Regions from separate parts of the Homo sapiens genome. Here region 2 is linked to region 1. Evidence: chromatin loops called from intact Hi-C (ENCODE). Cell type or tissue: dorsolateral prefrontal cortex. All regions are shown on one strand. Each heading gives the region's core, and the rest is flanking DNA. Links, peaks and the distances in the headings are about the cores only.

What was found. A loop is a pair of places that touch in the nucleus more often than their neighbours do. Peaks named below come from ENCODE experiments on the same cell type or tissue, not always from the same donor. Only the 100,000 strongest peaks of a DNase experiment are listed, where the experiment ranks them.
Region 2: it touches region 1 in a loop (2.5-fold over the local background); 48 of 110 quality-filtered maps call a loop at or near these places.

The regions. Positions count from the first base shown.
Region 1 is chr1:27,661,267-27,666,631 of GRCh38, reverse strand. IFI6 (interferon alpha inducible protein 6) reads left to right here. Exons shown (of 5, transcript NM_002038.4): 5 at 157-568. The coding sequence ends at 251. It overlaps LINC02574 (long intergenic non-protein coding RNA 2574), which reads left to right and starts at 3,910. Exons shown (of 2, transcript NR_151722.1): 1 at 3,910-3,955. RefSeq lists enhancers at 3,263-3,778, 3,848-4,057, 3,779-4,294. In dorsolateral prefrontal cortex, for the core only: CTCF peaks have their summits at 3,088 and 3,287 (motif pointing right); DNase peaks (open chromatin) are centred at 2,756, 3,291 and 4,199; H3K27ac peaks cover 820 bases.
Region 2 is chr1:27,542,321-27,547,685 of GRCh38, reverse strand. It overlaps AHDC1 (AT-hook DNA binding motif containing 1), which reads left to right. Exons shown (of 9, transcript NM_001371928.1): 8 at 1-425. The coding sequence ends at 382. Among named protein-coding and RNA genes, the nearest start is that of WASF2, 55 kb to the right of the region's middle. RefSeq lists enhancers at 4,152-4,669, 4,670-5,188. In dorsolateral prefrontal cortex, for the core only: no CTCF peak of the experiment used is centred there; a DNase peak (open chromatin) is centred at 2,263; H3K27ac peaks cover 5,000 bases.

The sequences.
Region 1 (5,365 bases), core at 283-5,282:
GCAATGGGACTCACTTTGTAGTAGTGCCATCCCCTCTCAGGGCCTCTGTTTCTCCATCTAGACATAAGGGGTTGGACTCAACCAATGGTTTCCAGACATTTGGATTCCCAGGCCTGGCACTTGGGCCCCAGTGACTCATCTGTGTTTGCTTTACAGGGGCTGGTGGCAGCAGCGTCGTCATAGGTAATATTGGTGCCCTGATGGGCTACGCCACCCACAAGTATCTCGATAGTGAGGAGGATGAGGAGTAGCCAGCAGCTCCCAGAACCTCTTCTTCCTTCTTGGCCTAACTCTTCCAGTTAGGATCTAGAACTTTGCCTTTTTTTTTTTTTTTTTTTTTTTGAGATGGGTTCTCACTATATTGTCCAGGCTAGAGTGCAGTGGCTATTCACAGATGCGAACATAGTACACTGCAGCCTCCAACTCCTAGCCTCAAGTGATCCTCCTGTCTCAACCTCCCAAGTAGGATTACAAGCATGCGCCGACGATGCCCAGAATCCAGAACTTTGTCTATCACTCTCCCCAACAACCTAGATGTGAAAACAGAATAAACTTCACCCAGAAAACACTTTGTCCTGCTGTCAATCATGTTTGCAGTGAGAAGCCCAAAACAATCTGGCTCTGGCCTGCACCATCCACACACCCCCATTCCCATTTTCCCCTCGAGTCAACCACAGCTCCTGGAACACAACCAGTTGATTTTGTTTCTGGGCCTTAGCACATGTTGGTCTCTACCTGGATGCCTTCAGAAGCTCATCTGCCTGAAAAACTCCCTTCCATCCTTCCAGACTCAGTTCAGACATCCCCTCCTCTGGACTCCTGCCTAGCAGGTCCTCCTGTATAAATGGACAGGCTTGATTCCACAGGGTGCTTGGGGAGGCAGAACTCAGTTTGTTCTCACTGAGAGAAGCTTCCAGGTACTTCTCTGATTAGGCAGAGATGGAGAAGCCAGGTCTCCGTTCTCTCAAGAAGCGCTAGTGATCACCCTCAGATGGAGAATAAAGGCCAGCCCTTCGCTCTGGGGAAAGGGCGTAACAGCAGCTTTTCGAGGGCTCGGCAAGGTCCCCCTTTCCTCATAGGACTCTGGGGATAGGGAGAACAGTTTGCATATGGAATTCACAGCCCTTCTGAATAGGAAGGAGAAGACAACCCAAGCACATAGGAAGCATTCCGTAAATGTCAGTTATGATTGATGAAGGACTTGCATAAAACAAAGAGGGAACAGCCAAGTGACAACCAGGAATTAGCTCATCTGACTTTGGAGTCAGGGTTTACTCTCTGGGGCTCACAGACCATATTCTTCCTTTCTTCCAAAGTTGGCACCAAACTAGGGTCTCTGCCCTTAGAAGAAGCCCCCTCCACTTATTCCCTTGGACAACATCAAGGCCAGAGAGATGGGCAGCCCTGCCCCAGGATTTTAGATCTGAGGCCTCAGCAGTCCTCAGGCTGAATGACACTGGAAATGACCAGTTCTTTATGGGAGACTCCACCTTCCCCAGGATCCCTTGGGACCGGCCTGCGCAGGATAACTCCTTGCCTTCATTCTGTAAGTGATGGCAGGGGCAAAGGACACCACAGCGGATGGGACCCAGTTCCTACCTACTTGAGGCTCACGATGCACAAATGAGGACCCCACCTTTTCCTTCCCTGTCACCACCTCCCCGCCCCCATCTCCTTTCACCCACCCTCACCCTTGCCAGGGACCACAATCCTTGCCAGGGACCACAATCATCCTATCTGCAAAGCCTGTGGCAGAAGGGTGAACACACACCAGAATTCACCATCGCGAGTCGAGAGATGCTCAACACACTTTTAATTAATTATTTTTCTTGAGACAGAGTCTCACTCTGCTGCGCAGGCTGGAGTGCAGTGGCGTGATCTTGGCTCACTGCAGCTTCTGCCTCCCAGGTTCAAGCGATTCTCCTGCCTCAGTCTCCCAAGTAGCTGGGATTACAGACACCTGCCACCGCCCCCAGCTAATTTTTGTAGTTTTAGTACAGAAGGGGTTTCGCCACATTGGCCAAGTTAGTTTTGAACTCCTGACCTCAGGTGATCCGCCTGAGGATCACTCCCAAAGTGCTTGGATTACAGGCGTGAGCCACCGCACCTGGCCTCAATGCACTTTTAGATGCCTCCCTGGCAGCAACCTTCAGAGAGACACATGGCTGTGTCCCCGCCCAGCTCCAGGGCTGAGTCACCTCAGACAAGTTAAGTACTCTCTTGGGGTCCCAGCTTCCTTGTTTTTGTTGTTGTTGTTTGAGACGAAGAATCTTGCTCTGTCGCCCAGGCTGGAGTGCAGTGGTGAGATCTCAGCTCACTGCAACCTCCACCTCCTGGGTTCAAGCAATTCTTGTGCCTCGGCCTCTCAAGTAGCTGGGATTATAGGTGTGTGCCACCACGCCCGGCTAATTTTTGTATTTTTAGTAGAGACGGGGTTTCACCATGTTGGCTAGGCTGGTCTCGAACTCCTGACCTCAAGTGATCTGCCCACCTCGACCTCCAAAAGTGCAGGGATTACAGGCGTGATCCACTGCACTCGGCCTTCTTTGTTTTCAAAACTAGGGCTGGGGGTGTTACATATTGTGGTCTCCAGGGCTTCCTCCTCTAAAACATCTGCTGAGCCTGAAGCGCATGCTTCTGAGTCCCCTCAGCCTTGTCAGATCCTGGCTTTCTGAGGATGAATTTTATTTTTGGAAGCAGCCAAAAGCCACTCTGTAGTGCCAACTTTGGTGACTAAAGTGGGTGACGGTGCGGGGCGATACCATGTTTGGTCACAAATGAGGGTAACTAGAAACTAGCAGGGCTTGTCTCTACTAAAAATACAAAAATTAGCCGGGTGTGGTGGCGGGCGCCTGTAGTCCCAGTTACTCGGGAGGCTGAGGCAGGAGAATCGCTTGAACCCAGGAGGTGGAGGTTGCAGTGAGCCAAGATCACCCCATTGCACTCCAGCCTGGGCGACAGAGTGAGACTCCGTCTCCAAAAAAAAAAAAAAAAAGAGTCCAAAAATAGATCCCATCTCTGACTGCCAATGTAGAGGTTCTCTGTCCTCATCACTTTTCTCTGGACCTGTTTCCCAGATTGTAAAATGGGGAAGGGAAGGAGTTGAACTCTCGTCCAGACCTAGAATGTCTTTCTCCAGTGCTCAAGTTAGGAGCGTCTTGCTCTTAAATAAAATACTTTAGGGATTTCCTTGTTCTTTAAGGGCCTTCCAGGTCCCCCATACCCTTGAATCACCACTCTCCCGGCAGGGGCTCTCACAATTTCATGGTGCTATGTGCGGATCTGACCACCAGGTGGCAGTACAGTCCTATCTTGGACTCCATCAGCCCTCATCAGCCTTTAGCAGCTCCACGATTACCAACAGCCCTCTCTGGGGCAGGCAACCAGGGTTAAATAGAGACGGAAATGAATAGACCTCGCCCCTGCTCAGCAGCAGGAGCTACTGAAGCTCACAAGAGTGGTCCATCAGAGAATCCCTCCAGGGCCCACCTCCTCTTCCCTTCAAGTCCTCAGTCCTACAACTTGGGGATCTCCAAACTCCTGTAGTCAGGTCTCACCTCCAGGCTCACTGCCTGCGCTCCCAGACCCAAGTCACAAGGATGAAAGTTAACGAGAGGAGCACACCACACGCACTTCTTGGCTGGGCAGCAGAGGGGGATGCTGGGAACTGGGCATCACTAGATTCTGCCTGGAAAGGGGGGTCTGGGCCAGCCGAGGGTCTGGGGCAACAGTAGCTGGAGGCTGCCGAGGCAGGGGAGGCCTGTGGCTTCCTGTGAAGAACAGAGGAGCCACTTCCTTTAAGCAGATGGCTGGGGGAGGGGTGGAAGATGAGGGAGCATAGGCTTCCTGGCTTAGCGGGCGGAAAAGGGGTCCCAGGAAGGCCCCATGAACAGGTCCAGAGCAGCCTTCTCTTTCCCTCTTTCTGGGTCTCCATGGAACAGACAGCTGAGACAAGGTAAGGTCACACTTGTGAAGTTCTGTGCCGTGAAGCCACAGAAAGGATAGTCAGGTTAGGGAACAGGCTCATCTGTAGAGGCCAGTAAAGAAATGGAGCCTTGGTTATTCCAAAAAGCAAGTCCAAGCACCTACCCCCCAGTATCCAAGTCCCAGTCCCCAGCCTCAGAACCCAGTCCCAGAAATCCAGCCCCCATTTCCCCGCTCCAAGCACCAGTTCCCAGAGAAACGTCCAGTGCCAAGTCAGAAGCTGGCAGAGGCCCACTGGTTCATTATCTGTGTGAACAAATGGCATGGGCCCACAGGAGAGATTTTTTTTTTTTTTTGAGACAGGGTCTTGCTCTGTCGCCCAGGCTGGAGTGCAGTAGCACAATCACGGCTCACTGCAGCCTTGACCTCCTGGGCTCAAGTGATCCTCCCACCTTAGCCTCCCAATTGGGACCACAGGCATGGACCACCACATCCAGCTAGTTTTTTTTTTTTTTTTTTTTTTTTAGATGGAGTTTCGCTCTGTCACCCAGGCTGGAGGGCAATGGTGCAATGGTGCGATCTCGGCTCACTGCAACCTCCACCTCCCGGGTTCAAGCGAGTCTCCTGCCTCAGCCTCCCGAGTAGCTGGGATTACTGGTGCGTGCCACCATGCCCGGCTAATATTTGTATGTTTAGTAGCTACGGGGTTTCGCCATGTTGGCCAGGCTGGTCTTGAACTCCTGACTTTAGGTGATCTGCCTGCCTCAGCCTGACCACAAATTCTTGATGAACCAGTAGAGCTTGCCTCCCAGCACCCACAGCTACCAGGGCACAGCGTGGTTTAACTGCTCCAGGTTCTGATCTGCAGAAGGGGTAGGGGTCTTCACTCAGCCATGATCACTATCCTTGGAACCCACCAAACTAAGCCCATTTCTCCTTCAGTCTTTCACACTTGGGCCAAAGACACCTCCAGGCATGCCGGTGCCTAGGCCAGACACCTTCCCAAAGGCTTTTCCCCCTAACTTTTCAGTGATGGCTCCTTCTGCACTCTTTGGTCTTCACTCAAATGTCACCTCCTCAGAGAAGCCCTCCCTGACCACCTACTTTAAAATTGCCTCCTTGTTTCTCTCTACCATAGTAATTGCCAACTTGTCTGCCCCTTGGAATCATCTGAGAGCTTAAAATTGTATGGATACCTGTGTCTCACTCACGGTGTGGGAACAGCTTGCTCTCCATGTCACTCTTTTAATTTTCTGTATAAAGCCAGTAAAGACATAGAGTCTTGGTGACTCCAAGAAGTAGGCCCGGGTACCCAACCCCAAGTACCCAAGTCCCAGTCCTCAGCCTCAGAGCCCAGCTCCAAACACCCAGGTCCAAAGTTTTACATATATTAACTCTTTTCATCCTTACAATAATTCTCTCGGGTGTTCTTAGGATCCGC
Region 2 (5,365 bases), core at 133-5,132, 120 kb after region 1:
GCCCTATGAAGGCAAGGTGGGTACAGGGCTGCTGGCTGACTTCCTGGGCAGGACGGAGGCCGCGTGCCTCAGTGCCCCTCACCTGGCTAGCCCACCAGCCACGCCCAAGGCCGACAAGGAGCCACTGGAAATGGCCCGGCCCCCTGGCCCACCCCGTGGCCCTGCTGCAGCCGCTGCTGGCTATGGCTGCCCACTCCTTAGTGACTTGACCCTGTCCCCCGTGCCGAGGGACTCGCTGCTGCCCCTGCAGGACACCGCCTACAGGTACCCAGGCTTTATGCCCCAGGCGCATCCTGGCCTGGGTGGGGGCCCCAAGAGCGGCTTCCTGGGGCCCATGGCGGAACCTCACCCCGAGGACACATTCACCGTCACATCCCTGTAGTGCCAACTGAAGTGCCGACTGGACCGCGAGGTTTTGTTCCTGGGTGAGTCTGGGGATGTGGGCGCAGTGGGCAGAGGCCTGGGGGTGGGAAGAGGACATCAGAGCTTAGGCAAGGACAGAGGTATGGAGTGCAGGAAGCAAATGCAGGATTTAAGGGCAAGGCTGGGGACTGAGAGCAGGGTGTAGGGATTCAGGATTCGCTGTTGCGGACAGTCTCAGGAGGAGATGGGGTGCTTGGGCTGGGAACTCAGCAGGGGGCTTGAACGTTCGGGGGGGTCTTGTGAATTGAAATGGCCAGAGGACTACACACTGGATGGGGCCCTGTAGTTTGGTTTATTAAGCTTTCAATTATTTGTTCATGCTATGTCTTGGGCAGGAAGTGAGTATTTCCCAGGAAATACGCTGATAAGGGTGGGCATTTGTATCGCCCTGTGTGAGACAGGTGAAGGGAGAAGCAGGTTGGACGGTCGTCTACCCAGGGCCTATCCAGAGGACCAGCCCTGCTGGCACCCCCATTTCCCTGGGAGCTTCACTGATTCTAAGAGGCAGCCTGGTGAGGGCCAGGCCAAGAGTGGCCAGTGTGGCGTGGTCACACACTCTGCAAGGGCTTCACAGGATGGTCCAAAATGTCCTCTCTTGGCCTCCCAAGGTACCCCCAAAGGCTATTTTCCAACATCTTTGGTCTGAGATAGGCTAGGTGTGGCCAGGAGCATGTGGGGTAGGGACCCAGAAGTGGAGAAGGGGTGCTGGGGTCCCACTGTCCCTGCAAACCTGCAGCCAGTGAGGCTATCTTCAGGCAAAGGTATTTTGACCCTAGAAAAGCCAGTCCCTTTCCTGAAGCCAAAGACTTTTCTGAGAGTTCAGTTAAAGAGTGTTAAATGTTTTGATACTGTTTTTATCAGGTACTGTGACCTCATTAGTTGGAGTCAGTTTTAGTATTCTCAAGATTTGGTGTTTTAAAAAAGGAAAATAAAAGACAGAAAATGCCCCCAAAATGATCAAAGGGAACAAGGTTGAAGGAGCCATCTTCTTGAAGAACAGCCTGCTCCCGAAATACAGCCGCCACTGGCCCCACTTTTGGACAACAGATCTGTCACAAAATTGGCCCAGATGTGGTGGTTGGTGATGGGGCAGACTGGGGGCATGCCTGCGTCCCTCACCCTTCACCTCTGCTGCCACTGAAGCTTCCTGGGAGTTTCTCTTCCTGGAGGAGTAGCTGGGCTCCTGGAAAGTCCCATCCGTGCTCTGGGAGGCCATTCAAGGCCAGGGTGACTCAGGGTCCTGAAGTCATGTCAGTGGAAACTTGTTGCCCCCTCTCTGCCAGACCCCAGCTCCCCTGGTGCCTGAAGGTGACAAAGGGCAGCATGCAGGAGTCCGGAGGCCTCCGGGAGGACCATTCCCAGATTGGCCACCAACTTCCCACATGCCCTTGACCAAGCTTTTGCCCCTCTCTGGGCCTCAGTTTCCCCATCTTTTCAAGGAAATTTACTTTGATAATCCCTTAGGCTCTCGCAGCTCTGCATGGCAGAGACAATGAAGCAAACTTTTTTTTTTTTTTTGGCAGCATCTTTTCCTTCCTGATGAAGCCAGGCCAAGATTAAAATGGCCTTCCATTCCCCATGCGTCTCATTGCAACCAGCAGAGCCTCAGATCTGAAGCAGGCCAGGGAGAAACTGCTTAGGGTTTAAAATGTCAAACTCTTGATCCTTCTCACTGGCGGGGAGATGTCTCATGGATAATCCAGAAATGTGAAATAATCCAAAAACCGTTCCTCCCAGGCTCTGGGTGGGAAAATGGACGGGTGTGGGGGCTGGGTGTTTGGGCAGGTCACAGCTCAGTGAAGTACATAATGGAACCACCCAGTGAGGCCTGAACGCAGGAGGAACTGGGATGCCATCCAGCCCCACATTCTGGCCCTGCTCCCCACTCAGGGCTGTGAGTTAACTGCGCTGTCCTCAAACCAATGCATTCCATTGTTCTAGAGACATCTGTCCAGCACCCACTAGAAGCCAGGCATTGGGGGCACCACAGTGAACACCACAAATGAGGTACTGGTCCTCAGGGGGCTTCCCATTTAGAGGGAAAGACAGCAAACAGTGGCATTAAGCATGTGTTGATTCCAGCTGTGGGAAGCACTGTACAAGAGAAAAAAGCTAGAAGCTTGTGAGCGCACACAGCATGCTGACCGGACCTTGAAGCTGAGGCCTGAGGAATGATGGGGCTGAACAGCTGGCGGGGAGGGGGAAGAACATTCTGGGCAGAGGGAACAGCAGTGTGGAAAGCCTGGAGGCAGGAAGGGACTCAGCTTTAAGAAACTGCCTATGGGAAGGCAGTAAAGCTAAGTGAGGGGATGAGGCAAGCGAGGCCAGATCATGCGGGGCATTAGAAGGAGTCTGAATTTCATTCCCAGACACGTGGGGATCCACTGAAGAGTTCCCTGCTGGAATTCCCCAGGCCACCGTGGAGCAGGGCTAGTGTTGAAGCAGGGAGACCAGCTGCAGTAGTCCACACATGCAGTGATGATGGCCCAGGCCAAGGTGGTGGGACGGCTGCCCCCTCTCTCTATCTAAGATGACCCACAGGCTCTAGGGCAACCCCCCAGTGCCAGGGGATGATCAAAATCACCACGGGAATGAGAAAGAGTTGGAGATACAGAGAAGGAGAGTGGCAAGGAAAAAGTTCATAGAGGGAGTTGCCACTCTCAACAGAGGGCTTAAGCAGAGAGGACAAGGACACGCTCATTCACCAATAGCAGTGAGCAGTTTTGACGCCAGGCACTGGAGAAGCAGCAGTTGAGCTTAGTTTCCCAACCTGAGCCCCTGTGTGTCCATCCAGTGCTGGGTACTGGGGAGACAAAGCAGGCATGACCCCTGTCCTCCAGTTCAGCCTCCACCCCAGGAAACTAAAACAAGTACACAAAAAACCTGAAAACACCTGGCAGAGAGTGGCAGGTGCCCAGAGGCAGTGAGAAACAAAGATTTGCTGGACAGCTGGGTGTTGTGGTCAGAAGTCAGCCCTCTGCCCCCTTGATGAGAAAAGGGACATTTGTGCTGGGCCCTTTATGTAACGCTGCCTCACTGACCCTTCACAGCAGACTATGAGGTGGGGTGTGTCTCCCCACCACAACCCCCTGCCTCCCGCCCTATCCCACATTAGAGTTGAGGAAATGGGTGCAGCTCTGAACCTTGCCCAGGGGATCCATTGGCAGATAGTGGAGCCAGGATTAGAACCCAGTACTGTCCCTCCTGAGCCTGGGTGCTCTGCCATATGGCTGCCTCTCATCTCCCCACGCCTGATTCCCCATCTGCAAAAGGATAGGTTGGATTGGACAATCCCTACACTTTTTTTTTTTTTTCTTTTTGAGATGGAGCCTCACTGTGTCGCCGAGGCTGGAGTGCAGTGGCACGATCTCGGCTCACTGCAGCCTCTGCCTCCTGGGTTCAAGCGATTCTCCTGCCTCAGCTTCCTGTAGCTGGGATTACAGGGGCGCACCACTGTGCCCAGCTAACTTTTTTGTATTTTTAGTAGAGATGGGGTTTCACCACATTGGTCAGGCTGTTCTCGAACTCCTGACCTTGTGAATCACCTGCCTCAGCCTCCCAAAGTGCTGGGATTACAGGTGTGAGCCACCGCACCCGCCCCAGTCCCCACAACTCTTGCTGGGTCTGACATCTTAAATGGATTTTGAGGTTCTGTGGAAGAAGCTGCACTGGAGCTCAACCTTCAAGAATAGGCAAGGTTTGCACACATGGAGACCGGGGGAAGGGCATTCTGGGCAGAGGGAACTGTGGGCAAAGGCAGGTCACATCCCAATGTGGATTAGAAGATAAAAGCTCAGAGGAGACAGAATGGGGAATGTGGAGCCTGACTGATCTGAGAGCTGTGGCTGATGGGACGGGGAACAGAACGGGTCAAGCAAGGAGGGGGCCTTGGCCCTGTGCAGACATCTTCTCTGGGCCTCTAGATGGAAAGTAGAGCCAGACAGACTGGCTCCACGTTGGGCCCTGTGGGCTAAAGATCGACCCTATCAGACCCTGGGGACAGGGGTGGGAGGGTATGAAGGGCCCTCCAAGGTGTTCAGGATTCTCGAGTCCCTCTCCCCTCCCTACTCCCTCTCAGGCCTGACCTGAGGCCAAGAGAAATGTCACAGGTCCTCCAAGGTTACGCGGCTAGGGCCTGACTGAAGCAGGAAGCAGTTTCCAAGGCCACCATCCAGCCGGGGTCAGCAGGCATGCCCGGGCCTGGACCAGGCCGCAGCTGCTCTGGGCTTTGTCTCTTCGTGTCTTGAAACCTCGAGAGGTCACTTGATCTTGCCTGTGACTCTGAGCAAGAGGCCTTACGTCAGGGCCCAGCCAGTCCTGCCCTGACTCTTCTGGGCACAAGTTCTTCCCCACACTCTCTGAGGCCATCCTCCCTCTGATCCTATCTCTTGCCACTCCTGCAGCCATGTTTAGGCCAGGCCTTGTTCTGAGCCCTCATTTCCTGAAAATGTAATCTCTCCACGACCATACCGACTCACCCTTCTTCTTTCTTATCTTCCCACGTCCCAGAGCAGGGCCACGGAACTGGAGGGTGGTGGCTGGGAGCCTGCCTGTGGACACAGATAGGCCTCTATGCACAACCCAGTTCCATCCCTTACCAGCTAGGTGACCTGGTGAGTCATGTCACCTGATGAGTCACGTCACCTCTCTGCATCTCTTGTGAGAATTAAATGAGATTACACGTGAAGCCCTTGGCCAGGTCCCTGGTACACAGTGAGCACGTAGTCAGCGGCTGGTGATGGGTAGGTAAATACCCGACAGAGGCTGAACTCCGGGGCCTCTGACCAGCCTGTGTGAGTCACACACCTCCAACCCTCGCCTCTTGTACCTTCATGCAGGACCATAGAGCCGGCCCTCCCTCGCCTGTGCTCCTCCTAGGAAGGAGGTTGTATTCTAGTGTGGATTTGGGGCCTTGGGGGAGGCTTTGTGATAGCACCTAGTT